Linked DNA regions of Homo sapiens: region 1 is linked to region 2. A link is an interaction called in ENCODE POLR2A ChIA-PET data of the cell type or tissue named here. Cell type or tissue: PC-9. All regions are shown on one strand. Links, peaks and the distances in the headings refer to the core of each region. The heading gives the core; the rest is flanking DNA.

Region 1 (9,281 bases), core at 760-8,759, 54 kb before region 2:
TAGAGGCTGATGTGGTCCCTAAACAGCCCCAGCCTTTCTGGGCAAATGCAAGTCCTCATTAACACACCTCACGTCCAGCTCCAGTCACTGTGGTTATTATCCTCTGCTCCGCTGGTCCTTGGTGAATCCTGAGATTGGTGAATCCTGAGACAGGAAGTCTATATTTTCTTGGAACTGAAAGTAGGGCAGCCCTCCTTCCACAGCAGCACAAGCCCAGCTCCTGCAGAAACTGGAAAATTCTGTTTAGAGGCTGCATGCAGAAGTGCCGCGCCAAACAACAGCAACAGCCTCCACCCACTCACTTGATCTGACTTCCTAATAATACACTCTTTGGATCAAGGTGGGGAATAAGTGGAGAAGCATTGAATCGCTCATTCGATTCTCACAGAGACTGTAGCAAGGCAGGACAAGGTCTAACTGAATACACTCAGATTCTCCTATTTCCCATTGTTTTCCATTAAAAGAAAAAAAGGTATAGGTCATTTTATAGTGAGAATAAACAACATGCCACAGTAAGCGTTTCACATATTCGTTCATGAATCAGAGAAGCTGCTTCCCGTGTGTGTCATTGTCTAAACTGAGGGTCCCTGGAATAACAAGAAAAGTGTTGTTCAGGGATTGGGGCTTGGGGCTTGGCTCACATTTGTCTTCTCTCCATTCACAGCTATTTCTTTTAGAAGAGATGAGAGAGAGAAAGTATGATGGGTATGCTCGAGTGATACAGAAATCATGGAGGAAATTCGTGGCCCGGAAGAAATACGTTCAAATGAGAGAAGAAGGTATTTTAGCAATTTTGTTTCATTGATTTTAATAAATCTGAAGAGTAAATTGGAGCTTAAGTGAAGTTTTAAGTTCCATTTTATTTTGCATATAATGTCACGCTAAAAATATTGCATCATTTAGAGTTTCTTTGTATATTTCCACAGTATTTTCCTCCCTTTTCTGACTGACTTATCCTTCTTCCATCTTGACCCTCTTGGGAATTGTAGCCTCAGACCTCTTATTGAACAAGAAGGAGAGAAGGAGAAACAGTATTAACAGGAACTTTATAGGGGATTATATTGGGATGGAAGAGCACCCAGAACTCCAGCAGTTCGTGGGCAAGAGGGAGAAGATTGATTTCGCAGACACAGTCACCAAGTATGACAGGAGGTTCAAGGTACGTGCTAACTGCCTGCCTCTGAGATCACCAAACAGATTCCTTATTTTTTTAATAACTTGTTATTTTGCTTTTGTTGTTACCAAATCAGAATGTGTTCGTTGTAGAAAAATTTAGAGAAAATACAGTAAACCAAAAGATAAACAGGCACCTATGCCCAGAAACATTCACTGTTAACATTCTGTGTATATCCATATCTTTCAGAATGTTTTTATGAAAACATACATTTGCGTATTTAGTTTTACAAAAAATGAGATATACATTACATGCTGTTTTATGTCCTGAAGTGGTTTTTTGTTTGTCTTTTAAATAATGCGAGAATTTTCGATAGTAATACAGTTAGCAATATAAGTTATTTTACATGGCTGCATAGTATTCCATTTGACAGATGCTTTATTATTTTTAACCAGTTTCTCATGAATCAATTTTTAGTGAGTTTTTCTTTTTTACTATCGTAACTTCAGTGAGCATCTTTTCACACATCTTTGTGTATCTATCTGTCTCCTAATATTTTTAGAAGAAATTGATAGGAGTGAAATCGTTGAATCAAAGGATTCAGAGTATCAAGTAATATTGCAGAGTATCCTCATCCATTTTCCCAGAGTGGCTGATAAGTAAGGCTTTTCCAGCCACAGGAGGAACAGTTGATTTTTCACCTCCTCCTTTAGATACCTTTTGATAAAGTCTTGGTCCTAATAGAAAAATCTGAAGCTTCAGAAGCTCATGGACCCGTTAAGAGCTTTTGGCTTTTTGCCAGGGGCGGGGAGGTCAAGAAAAAAATTTAACGAAATAAACAACGGAAGCATGTTTTGCTAAAACCAAACCATTCCTTGCAACCTGTGCATGGCACCAGCTGCTGTGACGGCAGCCCTGGATGCACACAGGGGTGCTTAGCTCTCGCAGCGGTACTCATTATAAAGTGGTTACCCACAAATTCCCAAGTAGATTTCTATTAGATTATTGAGAATTATCATTCAAATGACAATATATCAGTATTTTAGAATGAAAATTTTATGAACTCCCAAGAAAATATATGCAGACACTGCCCCCTGTTTAGAAACATGCTGTAGTGCATCCTTGCTAAGTTCACCACAGGTGTTGGTGACTTTCCCTTTACACCTGCTGTCCTGATATGTGAAGTGACTCCATATGAGTTTGCCAGTTTTTAAGTCAAAAAGAGTCAAATGTCATCATTTTTTACATGTCATCCTAATAATCATGAACAATGCCCTCTTTCACTGTCATGGGGCCCGGTCATGTGATGAATGGAATGGCCTCTCAACAGTAGTGAAGATTGACTGTCCAAGGCAGCTTCCCCCTGTCCTGGTAACAGCAGTCCACTGTGTGAATTGTTGTCATCACATTGACCATGTCTGTCCACCTTTTTTTGAGACGGAGTCTTGCTCTGTCACCCAGGCTGGAGTGCAATGGCGCAATCTCGGCTCACTGCAACCTCCACCTCCCAGGTTAAAGCGATTCTCCTGCCTCAGCCTCCCAAGTAGCTGGGATTGCAGGCGCCCACCACCACACCCAGCTAATTTTTGTATTTTCAGTAGAGACGGGGTTTCACCATGTTGGTCAGGCTGGTCTCGAACTCCTGACCTCAGGTGATTCACCCGCCTCGGCCTCCGAAAGTACTGGGATTACAGGTGTGAGCCACCATGCCTGGCCTGTCCAGCTTCTTAAAGCTCCTCTCCTTACAGGGTGTAAAGCGAGACCTGCTCCTTACCCCAAAGTGCTTGTACTTAATCGGACGAGAAAAAGTCAAACAGGGCCCAGACAAGGGCCTGGTGAAAGAAGTCCTGAAGCGGAAAATCGAGATAGAACGGATCTTGTCTGTGTCCCTCAGGTGAGTAGTGGAGGTGCAGAGGCAGGACTGCCCCTTCTCGCCTCAGCATCACGGTCCGCTGTTCCAAACAGCCAGGAGGAAGGCCGGGCTGGGCTTCCCAGCTGTCAAAATCATGATCAAGAGAATGGAATTTCCCTTTGTCCCAAAGGGAAGACTCCCTAGTCTCAGCAAGTCTTGATATGTCAGGAAGAAGGTACCAAGAAAAGGTTGCCTCCGGACAGCTCCTCTAATCAAGGGGGACCCAGATCTCTTGTAACCGAAACGTGTTAGAAATGAACCCGGTATATGGAACACCTCAGAGAATAATTTCTCTTGTTGCAGTAGAGCCAAGGATTCAGAGCCCTGTCCCCCAGTCCACCTCACCCAGGTTGGAGGCCTCACCCATTTCCCTGAGCAGAGGGTCCTGAAAGGGAAGTTTCTTTGGGACTTCCTTAGGGAGTGCAAGTTGGTCTCCATTCTCTGTAGCCCTGGAGTCATCGTGAGATGCTCTCTTCGCTCCAATTCTCAGGCAGTGGGGAGTGGTGTTTGCTTCCACAAGGCCTCAGGAAGGGCCCTTGCTCCTCCCGGCAGCACCTTGGCTTCCTCTCGGCAGAAGGGCTCCTCTGCCGGCCGTCAGCATCTCCTCCGTCAGTGGGACCTAGGCTAGGGGTTCTTAGCATAGGAGGTCTTCCCATGCTAAGAAGTCCTCCCATGCCAAGAACTCCCAGACTAGGAGTCCTCCCATGCTAAGTCCTCCCGAAGTCCTCCCATGGTAAGAACTCCTAGACTAAGTTCCGCTGACACAGGAAATCCTCGCAATCCATGAAGACTAAGAATGGAAGAAAGGCCTCCTTGAGCCCCATAGCTTCCTCCAAGAATCGTGTCCCTGGGCCTCTGAGGCTAACACTACTTTAATCAGGAAAAGCTTTGGGCCTTTGCATTAAAGATGTTCTGCTCTCACATGAACATGGAATTGGGACGCCTGTCAAACTCTTACTCCACACAGAAGGCAAAACTGGTGCGCTCAGGAAAAAGCAGGGGTTTTATGTGCTCAGGCGTCTGATGTACCAAGCTGGAAATCCTAGTTCCAGTCTGATAATCCAAAACAGATTTCTAGTTGCATCCATTCTTGCCTGTGTCTCTGTGGTTTCTGATTCTATCTGTTCCTAATTTCCCTGGATAAAGGACCAGGCAGTGCAGTGCAGTGAAGTATTTAAAACGTGCCAACTCAGGATGTGGTAAAGTTGCTAAGCAGATGAGTCCGCAGTGTCCATTTTGCAGCCCCACCTCAGGTAGGTTTCAAGGCTATTGTTTTTTTTGTTTTTTTTTTAAAGCTCTAGGCGCTGACTGATTTTCTGAAGGCCTTCCTAAACATTCAGCTCACTGGCTGGGTCCCAACCTGAGCGGGGCAGTGCCTGCTGGCCACACTCTTCCTGGCTAGCTGGGCCCTGAGGCTGCCGTGGAAACCCAACAGGAAGCTCCTGCTTTGTTTGTCATTGCATGGGGCCCTGCCATGCCTGGACTAAGCCAGGTTGGCCACAGCGTGCTTGGCAGGCACAGCAGGTGAAAGTCAGGGAACCACAGCTCTAGGGTGTGTGTAGTCGCTGTGCCGAGAGTGACTTGTTCTTTCTGTTATTGCCCAGGTATGTCTTCAGTCCCTCAGACCCCTGGTGGAGTGCTCATGACTGGGACCATAAATTATCCTAATTGAGCTACATTTGTGTGGTTGTTTTGTTTTGTTTTGTTTTGTTTTGTTTTAGACAGAGTCTCGCTCTGTCACCCAGGCTGGAGTGCAGTGGCGTGATCTCAGCTCACTGCAACTTCTGCCTCCCTGGTCCAAGTGGTTCTCCTGCCTCAGGCTCCCGAGTAGCTGGGATTACAGGCCTGAGCCACCACCCCTGGCTAATGTTTGTATTTTTAGTGAGAGACAAGGTTTCACCACGTTGGCCAGGCTCGTCTTGAACTCCCGACTTCAAGTGATCCACTCATCTCAGCCTCCCAAAGTGCTGGGATTAGAGGCGTGAGCCACCGTGCCTGGCCTTGAGCTACACTTGTATCAAGCACTTTGACACTTACTATCTTATTGATAAGTCCTTGAGGGGGTTGTCAAGCAGGGACTGTAGGGACTGTTCACACTCAAATTTCTTCCTTTTATTGTTTTTTGTTTGTTTATTGTCTTCTTTTACAGCCTCTGGGGATATAATCTGTCATGGGAGCACCAGCTTCTTTTTCTTCTTCCTGTTCAGTATTCATTATCTGGAAGGTTCCTTTCTTGCGGTCTTTCCTTTTTAAAGGCTGTAGTAAAATGAGGTACTTAGCCTAAAAGTTTTTCTGACTCTAAGGAAAAAAAAAGAAAGTGTGAGTCATTTGAACTTGTGATGTCTGTGTATTGCAGTCACTGAACCTCACACTTGCCAAGATGAATAATAGTGTCCCCTCATTTCTTTATACTTGAGTTAGGCCAGTAATCAGAACCAAGTTAGGAAAGCAACCAGAGGGTGATGTGTGTGCAGAATCGAACCCAGAGTGGAAATTAATTCTGGTACCAGACTACTGAACATGCGTGTGTGTTCTCAAAATACTTCAGTACTGGCATAGAGAAAGATTTTAACAGTTGGCTTGTACTTCAGGAAAAAAGCTGCAACATCTGTATGTGTTTTTAAGAATTTCTGAGATTGACCAGTTGACTATTGGCTGGAATGATATCAACATATGGCCTCCTAGTTACGATTTATCAAAGTATCCCATAAGCTTGATCTTAGCCCATCTCTAGCTCTTACAATTAATGTCAGTGCACAGTGGGCCTACAGCTCCCTATTCAAACCAACCAACCATTCAGTAACAGTTACAAGACAACATGTGAGCATGACTAAATATTTGGTATGAAGAATTTATTGTTTATTTCTGTAGGTATGATAATGTTTTGTGGTTAATTTTAATATAAAGAGACTTTATCTTTTAATAATATGTACTGAAACATTTGAGCATGAAATAAAGGCTGAGCGCAGTGACCCACGCCTGTAATCCCAGCACTTTGGGAGACCAAGGCAGGAGGCTCGCTTGACCCCAGGAGGTTTGGGACCCACCTGGGCAACATAGTAAGAACCCATCTCTACAAAAAATGTGAAAATTAGCCAGGAGTGGTGGTACGTGCCCGTGGTCCCAGCTACTCAGGAAGCTGAGGTGGGAGGATTGCTTGAGCCCAATAGGTCAAGGCTGCAATGAGTCATGATCATACCACTGCACTCCAGCCTGGTAGTTATTTTAAAGTGGAAGCAGGGAGAGTGAGGTTGTAGATAATTGTGATTATCCGTGAATTGGTGCTTGAAATCTGACATGTGGTGGTTCATTCTATACTACTTTTTATTTTTTTGAGACGGGGTCTCACTTTGCCACCCAGGCTGGAGTGCAGTGGCGCAATCTCGGCTCACTGCAGCCTCGCCCTCCAGGTTCAAGCAATCCTCCCACCTCAGCCCCCTAAGTATCTGAGACTACAGGCATGTACCCCCACTTCTGGCTAATTTTTGTATTTTTTGTAGAGACACGGTTTCCCCATGTTACCCAGGCTGGTCTCCAATTCCTGGGCTCATGGGATCTACCCACCTCGCCTCCCAAAGTGCTAGGATTACAGGCATGAGCCACTGCACCTGGCCCTACTATCCTACTTGTTTACAATTTAGAATTTTCCATAATAAAATGTTTTTCTAATCCTCCAGTAGATGTTAAATTTTTAGAAGTCTTTATCTTTTCTAAACATACAGATATATGTCTAGTTGAGTTACGGTTAAAAATTTTTTTGAAGTTTTCATTTACAAGAAAAAATAGGATCCCAACAGGTAGAAATAGGGCCAATAGCTCAGAGAGATATTAAGACAATAGTTTGTCAAAGGGACTCCAGGATAATTTGATCAGGAAAAATCCTTATTTAAATAAAAATTAGGCTGGGTGTGGTGGCTCACACCTGTAATCCCAGCACTTTGGGAGGCCGAGGCGAGCCGATTGCTTGAGGTCAGGCGTTCAAGACCAGCCTGGCCAACATGATGAAACCCCCTCTCTACTAAAAATACAAAAAAATTAGTTGAGCATGGTGGTGTGTGCCTGTAATCCCAGCTACTTAGGAGGCTGCGGCAGGAGAATCGCTTGAGCCCAGGAGGCGGAGGGTGCAGTGAGCCAAGATCACACCACTGCACTCCAGCCTGGGCAACAGAGCGAGACTCCGTCTCAAAATAAATAAATAAATAAAAATTAAAGTGAAACACTGACGCTTGCATTTCTGGCTTCATTGGAGACTCGGGAAGAGTGTCAGGAGGTGACACACCAATACAGAGTTGAGACACGGGATTTCTGAGTGTATGGTGGCTGCTGGCAGAAGGCCATGCCTGGGTTTTTGAAGGATCCTCCCAGAGTTGCTTCTTGTTCAAGTACTGGCCTGGCCCCACTCTTATTTGAAAAACTCAATTGCAGGAAGGGTGACCACAGGTGTAATGACCCATGTTCTTGGCTTTGCTATTGTAGGTGTTGAGTTCGGTGCCATGGAAGCTCTTATTTGGGGGTCTCTGATGAGGCTTCTCATTTTTCTTCTCATTCTGGTGGCTGATCACCAGAAGGATGAGACCAAAAGTTGTGTGGCTGTCTGTCTGGGTTAATAGATTTTCCAGTACTTATCTCCAATTGGAAAAACAACCCGTAAGACGGTGCTTTTAGACAGAGGCTCCAGCTCCCTGGTCACAACATTCTTGCCCAGAATGTCTCCTTGCCTGAATCCCCTAAACTTTCTGGCAATAAAAACAGCCCGCTTCACTGCCTGTCCTGCTGACCTGAAGCATTACTGGCATCTTGACTTGCTATGGTCTGTAAGCATTGGGAACCTGGAAGTTGTCAACATCATGGGATTGAGCACCTACCTGGTGCTGAGCCCTGGTATTCGAAGGTGGATGAGGCACAGTCACTGCCTCAGGAAGCTCCTCTCATTCTGGAAGGGGGAACAGACAGCTGAGTAAACATGTGCCTTACTATAAGTGTTCCCAGCGTGATTTAAAGGATATTCCTGGGACACAAGAGAGGAGAGTGGGTCTTTGCATCTGCGGGTCAGGTGAAGCTTCTTTGAGCTGGACACGTCACTGCTGAGGCCTGCATCTGCGTCCGGGCTTTCTCAGAGAAGTTAAGAAGGTTCTGAAACTGGTGCCACTGGTTTCTCTGAGTGGTAGAATTCTGGGCAAGGTTTATTTTCTTCTTGATTCGCCTCCGTATCTTCCAGTTTCCTAAAAGCAGCATATATTTCATAATCAGGAAAGACTTTTATAAAAGCTTAAATAAAGGCAGGGCTATCCTTGGAAATTGCCTTTTCAGCTTTAAAAAAAAAAAACAAAACTCCTTCAGGACTTTCCTTGGTGTTTTGTAACTAACATTTCTGTGAAAAGATATATTGGTGAAGAGAGTAAAACAGATTTTCTAGTGTTTTCAGCAATACAACAGTAAGCCGCAAAGACAGAGGAATAAAAAAACAAGGGCAGATCCAAACCAGAGACTAGGAAGAGGTCTTTCAACACAGCTTACAGCGTCAAACATCTGTAAGGAATTGCAGCATAGGAATAAGTCAGGGGTGAAGTCCAAAGATAAGTCTGACTTTTTAGAATAAATAAACACGAAAGCTTTGTTTTCAGGTTCAGGAGCGTGGGCTAAGGAGAGCAGAATGAGCTGAGACCCTGGCCTGGGTGAAGGTGGTCTGCCTAGCTCCAATGCCTGGATCATTGAAGGGAGGGGATTTTGGAGTTGTTGGTTAAAGTCAAAGTGTCCAAACACATCTCTTCTCATTTCTAGATTCATGCTGATAATTGACCTTGAAGTTTTGGCCTGCTTGCTTTTTTCGTTATAATAGTAATGAAACTCCTAATAAATCTAAGCCCATTAAACCACTCAAGGTGACTTGTGTTGGGCTCATTTAGCCCTGTTGAATAATCACCATCCTGCCACAGTTCAGCCAGGCCACCAGGCATGACCAGACATGCCAAAGAAAGCTTTGAGCAAACAACCAAAACAGGAAGGCGTTTCATTCCTCACCCCAAAGGCCAAAAAGTGGAGCTTCTTGTTTTACTCTGGTCTTTTGCATGCACTCTACCTAATGCAGCCGGGTTCTTACACCTGGGCTAGGGTGCCAGGAGGCTTAGACTTTATTAATTCAAAATGACTTGGAAGAGCTCTTTTGAGCAGCTTTTCATAAGTGCTTTTTGGGGTTTTAGATTGCTGGCTGTACCTTTAAAGGTAAGTAGGAGGTGTTTGTTCCCAGGCACTATG
Region 2 (9,281 bases), core at 575-8,574:
AAGTACGTTTTCGTACCTATCCATAACACCATTCTCACATAAGAAACACTGTCACCAGTGACTTTTTTTTTTTAAGCATCGAGGCAGTTCCTTTTAAAATGTCTCACATTCTGGATTTGCATATTTCCTCAAGATTTAATTCATGTCAAACATTTTGGGCATGAATAGGTGATAATGTATACATCTTACTGCACAACACGGCATGGCAACTCAGGTCGTCTGCCAGTGGTAATGCTGAGCTTAATCACTGGGTGAAGGTGGAAACCACCAGACCACTTCATCATAGATGTGCAGTTTTGTTACAGAATTAATAAGTATCTATGGGATGATAAATTGAGACCACGTGAATCTTGTTTCCCAAAATTATTCCATCTAATGATTTTTGCATTCATTGATGCACCTTGCTTGAATAAATTATTACATTACAGGTTGAAAATTAGTGGTTTCTAACTCTATCATTCTACTTTAATTAGCTGGTATTCTGATTTTTAAAAATGAACCCCTCTTTTATTTTTTATGTCATTATGGTCCCAGGAATCCTTTTTTTTATACACTATAATCTATTACTGTCATTATTCTTTTTAATGCTCTAATTCAGTCAGCCAGAGTCCTTTCAAGCCAGTTCCTATCTCCCTCCTTCCCTTCCTTCCTATTTTATTGTGGTGCAATCATAGGTCAATGCAGCCTCCAACTCCTGGGCTCAAGGGATCCTGCCTCAGCCTCCTGAGTATCTGGGACTATAGGCACATGCTACCATGACCAGCTCTCCTATGTCCTTTTGATGTGACCTCATTGATCTTTGAGAATTTGTGTGCTATCTGGCACAAATTGTTCTAGGCTCACCTTGTACTTCCCCTGCCATAGCCCTGAAATCAGCAATTTCACTAAACAGCCCTAGTTGCCAGTAGATAATGGTATTTAGTATCCAAGATGTGGGCACTAAATATGCTCACTACTACTGAGTTGTCACTGTTTCTGAGACCCTTTATTATGAATTTGCTGTTATTTCCAAAACATAATAGGGGTTTTCCTTTGTTTTTGTTTTGCTATTTCCTACGTGAGGACTAACCTTTTGTTTTTAATTGTTAATATTTTCTCTCTTAGGCCAGGCACAGTGGCTCACGTCTGTAATCCCAGCACTTTGGGAGGCCAAGGCGAGAAGATCACTTGAGCCTAGGAGTTCGAGACCAGCCTGGGCAACACAGGGAGAGCTAATCTCTACAAAAAAACTTTAAAATTAGCCAGGCATGATGGCGTGTGGCTGGGTCCCAGTTACGTGGGAGGCTGAAGTGGGAGGATCACTTGAGCCCAGGCAATTGAGGCTGCAGTGAGCTGTGACAGCAGCACTGCACTCCAGCCTGGATGACAAAGCAAGACCCTGTATAAGAAAAAATTAATGAATTAATAATTTAAAACTCTTCCTATATTGAAAATTTTAGTCCTTAATAACATGAATAAATTTGTTTTATCCTACAATACACATAAACTAGTTCCAAAATTATAATAACAGATTACTATTAACAATGAACCTACTAAGTAAACTTGATGTTACCACTTTAGTCCTTTATTTTGTCATACTTTAAATCCCACTAAGGATGCACAGTCAGAATGCTGTGTTCAGGTTACAGATTTGTTTTTTTTTTTTTTTTTGGAGACAGGGTTTTGCTCTGTTGCCCAGGTTGGAGTGCACTGGCAGGATCATAGCTACTTCAGCCTTGAACTCCTGGGCTCAAGCAATCCTCCTGCCTCAGCCTCCTGAGTAACTAGGACTACAGGTGTGTGCCACCATACCCAGCTAATTTTTTAATTTTTTATAGAGATGGGGGTCTTGCTACGCTACCCAGGCTGGGCTCAAGCAACAAGTACTTAAATTAATTCTTTCCTCTGTGTTCTGTTACCAATTTCACATGTAGTTACATTGTTTATTTCCACTTAATTACAATTTAAAGTTTGCATAAAATATTTACATTGTTCAAAAGTCAAAAAAGTTACACTGTATTATAAAGTCAATAAAAGGTTACAATCAGAAGTCCTCTCATCCTCAACCTCCACCCTATTCCCAAAGAACCCCATAGTTTCCACTTTCATTCTTTCTGGTTTATTCCTCCCGTACCAAAAAATTAACAAATATATAAATATATATACATACACACACTTTCTTGCATAAAATGTAAACTACAATATACATTGTTTAGGTGAACAGCTCCACCATGCTGCCCTGGTGACCTTGCCTATATCCATATAGGCCACACAGGCCAAGGCCTGAACCACAGCTGATCTGTCCTGGCAAAATGCTTTGTGATCCTCCTGAAAAAGGAGGAGATGGCAGGTGTGGGCAGAGCTGCCGCCCAGCCATCTCCCACTCACCTCCCTATCTCCCCTGGGAGGCTGTCACGAGACAACTTCTTCTTTTTTATATTTTTTTTGGAGACAGAGTCTCGCCCTGTCCGCCAGGCTGGAGTGCAGTAGCACGATCTTGGCTCAAAGCAACTTTTGTCTTCCGGGTTCAAGTGATTCTTATGCCTAGGCCTCCAGAGTAGCCTGGATTACAGGCAGCTGCCACCATGCCTGGCTAATTTTTGTATTTTTAGTAGAGACGGGGGTTTTGCCATGTTGGCCAGGCTGGTCTCAAACTCCTGACCTCAGGTGATCTGTCCACCTTGGCTTCCCAAAGTGCTGGGATTACTGGCATGGCACCCGGCCAAGACAGCTTCGTATCCCCTAGGTTCTGATGAGGTTTTCTATTGTACTGCTCTCAGGGTATAACTGCAGACTAGAAGACTGTTTAGCGGTGGTCTAGAACTGGCTTCTCCACAACAGTGTACCTGTGACTTGCATTGCAGCCATCCAGCTCCATTTGTTTCCACATTATCCTTTTTGCCATGTGAAACAAAGACCCGAGGAGCTGCCATCCTTGGCTACTCTTCTAAATCTACAAGTGGCTCATTCTATTCTTACTGGCTAAATCAGTCAGGCCTTGGCCTTCCTTTGTCTTGTGTGCTTGACAACTTGCTTGTTTCACTTAACGTAATATCTAAGAAATCATACATGTCAGTTCTTAGTGGCCTTCCTCATTCTGTACAACTCTATACTGCACACATGCACCTTAGTATGTATAGTCAACTCACTTCTATGTGAACTGTTCCAAGCAGCTTGCTTGCTTTCTTTCCCAAGAGACAAGGGTCTCTCTGTGTTCCCCAGGATAGACTTGAACTCCTGGGCCTGGGCTCAAATGATCCTCCTCCCTCAGCCTCCCAAGTAGCTAGAACTACAAGCACAAGCCCCCATGCCCCTCTCCAAGTAGTTTTCCTTTAGGACTTTGGACTTTAAACAATTGCTTCAGGCCAGGCACTGTGGCTCACACCTGAAATCCTAGCACTTTGGGAGGCCAAGGTGGGCAGACTGCTTGAGCCGAGTTCAAGGCTAGCCTAGACAACATGGCAAAACCCTGTCTCTACAAAAAAATTTACAAAAATTAGCGAGGCATGGTCATGCATGCCTGTAGTCCCTGCTACTCGGGAGGCTGAGGTAGGAGGATTACTTGAGCCTGGGAAGTCAAGGCTGCAGTGGGCTGTGATGGCACCACCACACTCCAGCCTACGTGACAGAATGAGACCCTGTCTCAAAAACACAAAACAAAACCAACTGCTTCAAGGATAGTGTTGTAAAAATGCTAAGGCCTTTTGTATTACGAAGGACTAAAATATAGCCTAATTAGTTTCTTCTTAAATCCACCACTCACCCATTTTCCTTGTCCTAGAACCTTCTGAGACAAGCAGGAAGCAGCTGCTGCTACCTTAGAAGGATGATAATGCACCATATCATAGTCGATGAGAGTCAGCTCCATCAAATACTTGGCTAAAGTGTGCTGTTCAACATCAACCTAAGAAAGAACAGCAAGGGATAGTAAGAATCACAAGTGTAATTACTGTCTTGCAAAATTCTGCGTGAAGGCCTAGGAACTCCAATTCACTTGACTCACTTATCCTTCTCAAGAATTACTCTATTCCACACTATGTTGTAAACATAGATCATGAGGCCTTTTCTCTTAAGAACTGATGAGGAAAGCATTAAGACTTACCTAAAGGAAGCGTCCTATAAATAAGCTTTCCTTAAATTAGGTCAAGGTTTCTGGGATGAGACACCAAGCAAAAATAGTCTCTTACAGAGCTGGAGGCACTTACCTCCCCGGCTTTTGATGCTCGCCTTAAGAAGTGTAGTGGCAAGGGTCGACCCAACTCAAATTTCAATTCTTTCAAAATTAGAGTTTCCATTTCTCGGATTTGGGAACTGGTATAAGCATTGTCTGTGATGTAAACAAAGTCTTCAATATTTGGAGAAAACATCTCCTCATACTTGGAAGCCAAGAGCAGAGCAGTAATCCCAACTAATTGAAGCTTCTTCCGGGAAACTGGCTGAACCTAATGGAAAATTAATGTAACAAAAGTCACACCTAACAAGAAGAGTGAAGCTTTAGGTGGGAGAAGGGGAAAGGAAACCAAGTCCTGGAAAAGTGCACATTGTCTTTGCTCATAAGGGCACAGGAGACCTGACTGTTCTACCACTGATCATGACAGCTATCTGTAATTGAGCACTGTGTGCTAGGCACAGTGCTAAGATTCTAACATATTATCTCACCCAATCCTCATAAAAATTCTAGGAAAGGCATATTTTATTCCTCAATTACAAATAGATGTCCTGAGAACAGATTCAGACACCATGCCAAGATCATTCAATTGCCAAGAAGGGAAGAATCCAAGCCTGAATACCAAGCTCCTAGTCACCCTTCCCACAACCTCATGCTGACTTGAGTATCTGTGGCAGCCCTGGCCTGACACACTAAACATGGTCTGAATAGAAATGAGGCCAAAGAAAAAAGTGAGAATTTAATGGATGGCTCATTTCCTTAATCCTTACCAAAAGCATACCCATTATTCAGCTTAGAAAATCTTTCGCTAATGCTTTGGAGTCAGGCAGACTCTCAGGCTAGGGTAAAGCGTTTCCCTTAATTGCTTTTTTTTTTTCCTCCCAAACTCTGTACTTTTCTTGCTTCAACTCTCATTATTAAAAATCTACCACGGATGGGCACAGTGGCTCATGCCTATAATCCCAACACTTTGGGAGGCCGAGGTGGGCAGATCACTTGAGCTAAGGAGTTCGAGACCAGCCTGAGCAACATGGCAAAACCCCATCTCTATAAAAAAATCAAAAACTTAGCTGGGCGTGGTAGCATATGCCTATAGTCCCAGCTACTTGGGAAGCTGAGGTAGAAGGATTGATTGAACCCAGGAAATTGAGGCTACAGTGAGCCCAGATTGTGTCACTGCACTCCAGCGTGGGCAACAACAGAATAAAACCCTGTCTCAAAAAAATAAAAAATAAAGAAACCTACCTAAAATACTGTTGTGCTTTCCTGCCCAAAGAGGAATGCATGCTACCTGGGATTTTGTAGTATCTCAGGGTCATTATTGTAAAGTAATTTTTATTACATTGTTTGGACAGAATTTGTGCCTGACCTAAACCCCTATCCTGAATGTTGACTTTAAATAAATAAAACCTTATCTGCAGGGCTATTGTTTGGTAGATAACACACTGGCAATTTATATCTGCTGTCTCTTCTAACAGGTCAGGGGCTGTGCATTACCCACTCATAAATATGCTGAAGATTATGTTTGCCTCTTATTTTCTTATATTACTCTTTATTACACTACATTCTCAGTCCACTCCACACACAACCCCTGCTCCTTTAAAAAAAACAAATACTGCCACCTTCTTCTTCTACAGTGATTCAATGACATAGTTGGCTGGAAATGTGGAGGTTCTCCAGCCAAACTCATCGTTTTTCAGATGAGGAAACTTAACACCAGAGCACCAAACTATGGAAATTGTGCAAGCAGGCCCAGAAAACCAGCATCCAAAGGCACTACAGGCTTCAGATGGACTTTCAGCCCAACTGATGGTATATTTCCTCTGATGAAGGATTGTGGCAATGCAATATTTCCCCCAAGTACTTTTTAGCTGGCTGGCCTTACAGAAATGCCCATTATTGGTCCGCATCATCAAAGGCTTGACACACTTGGATTACTTCCCTTTTTAGTCCCCAAAGTTCTTTGGCTTCTCACAATTTGATTTTTGGTCTTTTTTTCAGAAGTACCCACTTTAGTTTTCTATCCCCCAAGCATAAATGCAATGTTCAATGAGCCACTGGCGTGAAGTCCCTGAAGCCACACCTACCTGTAAAAATCGATCCATAATGCCAACGCACATGTACAGAGTCTCCTGCAGAAGCCTAAACTTGGAGTGGACTTGTACCAGCCAATCCACTAGGATGGCACGCATGCGTCCATTTATATCTCTTCCATCTAAGAAATGTGGGTTTATGGACTGCAAAACCTGTGGGTAGAATCAAAAGTTTAAAAAGCTGACCTTGTTTGCTTCCCAGCTGTGTGGTAAATTCCACATTGCTTATACAACCAAAACACAAAGGCCCACCTACCTCCAGCTGCCTGAGATACTGATAGATATCCTTAACGTAGTCACTGCAGAGCTGAGGGTTCTCCCAATCTTCGTTATCAATGTCCTCGATTTTGCAGAGCAAGGCATCAGAAAAAGCTTGGCAGAGATTCTCTTCCTTCATGGAGACATCCTCAGGTGTGGGAGAAGGACCCTACACCAACAAATTTAGGCACATGTAGGAGCAGCCTTAACCATAAATACATGCAGAGCCAACTGGCTTAAATATCAATATCATACGCACATCTGAAATATGTTAAAGACACAACAAATTTCATACCAAGAGGTGAATAATTCAAGATATAGTATGTGAAGTTCTTCAAGAGACACTTCTCTGTTTAAAACTCTCTAATTTCACTCAAACTGAAAACTTAAGTCCTCCCAATGGCCTACAGACCTTATATAATCTGGCCCTCCCCAGTTCCCTCGCTGACCCATCTCCTGCTTCTCTCCCTTGACTGCTTCACTCAAGCCAGGTTCTTCTTACCCAGAATGCTCTTGCCCCTATGTCCATATGGGTAATTCCCTTACTTCAAGTTTTACTTAAATGTTACATTCTCAATGGGGTCTATCCTAACTCCTATTTAAAATTATCAGGCCATGCACGGTGGCTCACGCCTGTAATTCTAGCACTTTGGGAGGCCAAGGCAGGTGGATGGCTTGAGCCCCGGAGTTCAAGACCAGCCTGGCCAATATGGCAAAACCCCATCTCTACTTTAAAAATACAAAAACTAGCTGGGCGTGATGGTGCGCCCCTGTAGTCCCAGCTACTCAGGAGGCTGAGGCAGAGGTTGCAATGAGCCAAGATCACGCCACTGCACTCCAGCCTGGGCTGGACGGAACAAGACTCCGCCTCAAAACCAACCAAATAAACAAAAAACAAAATTATCACCTGCCTCCAATCCCTGTCCTCCTACCCTACCCATATGTCTCATCTCATAAAACCTATACTTCTAAAATTCTATAGTTAATATGTGTATTATTCTGTTTTTTCTCATAAAGCCTATACTTCTAAATTCTATAGTTTATATGTGTATTATTCTGTTTTTTCTCATAATACCTATACTTCTAAAATTCTATAGTTTATATAGTATGTGTATTATTTTCTGTCTACCTCTGCCAGAATGTAAGCTCTAAAAGCTTACGTTTATTTAATTGGTTTTGCCCACTAAGGCACCTCAAACATCTATATAATCCCTGATACGTAGTAGGTGCTCAATAAATGGAAGAAACTTGACCACCTGGGTTCAAAGATTACTGGAGCTGATCATTCTACTTTAGTAGCAGCCTCTTCTGCAGTATAATGTTTTCTTCTCTTTAACTAATTTATTCTAAATTGAAAAACTGGCAACTAAAAAGGAGAAAAGCATATTGCAGTCTATAAATAAAATAGGAGAAGGGAGCGAAGACTGAGCAAGTTCACAACTCAGTATTTCACTTTCCTATGCTGACTGGGTAATTATTTATAAAAATTATGCAAATTAAAAATTTATAAAGCAGTTAAAACAAGTATTTATTAATGAAAGATAAAAAAATCTTTGCTTTTTTAAATGTTTTTTTTTTTGAGATGGAGTCTCGCTCTGTCGCCCAGGCTGGAGTGCAGTGGCACGACCTTGGCTCACTGCAAGCTCCGCCTCCCGGGTTCACGCCATTCTCCTGCCTCAGCTTCTGGAGTAGCTGGGACTACAGGCGCCTTCCACCACACTCGCCTAATTTTTTGTATTTTTAGTAGAGACGGGGTTTCACCGTGTTAGCCAGGATGGTCTCGATCTCCTGACCTTGTGATCCGCCCACCTCGGCCTCCCAAAGTGTTGGGATTACAGGCTTGAGCCACTGCACCCAGCCAAATCAATGCTTTCAAAAAAAAAGTACTTCTCCAAGTAAAACCTAACAAGATGCTAAGCTATACAAATATATATTAAGGTAATAAAATATTTTTTAAAAAGAGGAGGCGGCCAGGCCTGGTGGCTCACGCCTATAATCCCAGCACTTTGGGAGGCCAAGGTGGGTGGATCACGAGGTCAGAAGTTTGAAATCAGCCTAACCAACATGGTGAAACCCCATCTCTACTAAAAATACAAAAATTAGCTGGGCCTGTGGTGTCACACACCTGTAATCCCAGCTACTCAGGAGGCTGAGGCAGGAGAATCGTTTGAACCTGGGAGGCAGAGGTTGCAGTGAGCGGAGATCACACCACTGCACTCCAGCCTGGGTGACAGAGCGAGACTCTGTCTCAAAAAAAAAAAGACAATTTTAATTTACAGTAAAGCTCAATGATTATAATTTCCAGTCTTCGAGGATGCATCAATAACAACAATAACAAAACAAAAAAACAGTTTAAAACATGTCCTCCCCTCTTAAATCAAAGGTCTTAAACTGAGGAAGAACCAGGTGAGCAAGAACTATGCAGGCATGCATGCCATTTATACAAGAATTTGAGAACCCAGGCCAAGTGCGGTGGCTCACACCTGTAATCCCAGCATTTTGGAAGGCTGAGGCAGGTGGATTGCTTCAGCTCAGGAGTTTGAGGCCAGCTTGGGAAACATGGCAAAACCTCGCCTCTACAAAAAATACAAAAATTAGCCAGGCATGGTGGCGCACACTTGTTGTCCCAACTACTTGGAGGCTGAAATGGGAGAATCACCTGAGCCCAGGAGATCAAAACTGCAGTGACCCATGATTATGCCACTGTACTCCAGCCTAGAGACAGAGTGAGACTCTGTCAAAAAAAAAAAAAAAAAGAAAGAAAGAAAGAAAAGAATAGAATA

The links. ChIA-PET counts read pairs that join two places held together with the same protein. Peaks named below come from ENCODE experiments on the same cell type or tissue, not always from the same donor. Only the 100,000 strongest peaks of a DNase experiment are listed, where the experiment ranks them.
Region 1: POLR2A ChIA-PET joins it to region 2 with 12 read pairs; 3 of 35 experiments call an interaction of 5 or more read pairs at or near these places.

Annotation. Positions count from the first base shown.
Region 1 is chr15:59,165,624-59,174,904 of GRCh38, reverse strand. MYO1E (myosin IE) reads left to right here. Exons shown (of 28, transcript NM_004998.4): 20 at 665-779; 21 at 990-1,159; 22 at 2,863-3,008. It overlaps MIR2116 (microRNA 2116), which reads left to right and starts at 3,643; the gene lies at 3,643-3,722. RefSeq lists an enhancer at 8,944-8,993. In PC-9, for the core only: a CTCF peak has its summit at 2,184; a DNase peak (open chromatin) is centred at 4,464; H3K27ac peaks cover 2,613 bases.
Region 2 is chr15:59,111,830-59,121,110 of GRCh38, reverse strand. CCNB2 (cyclin B2) reads right to left here. Exons shown (of 9, transcript NM_004701.4): 4 at 6,497-6,667; 5 at 6,235-6,393; 6 at 4,185-4,421; 7 at 3,743-3,883. Among named protein-coding and RNA genes, the nearest start is that of CCNB2, 11 kb to the right of the region's middle. In PC-9, for the core only: no CTCF peak of the experiment used is centred there; no DNase peak of the experiment used is centred there.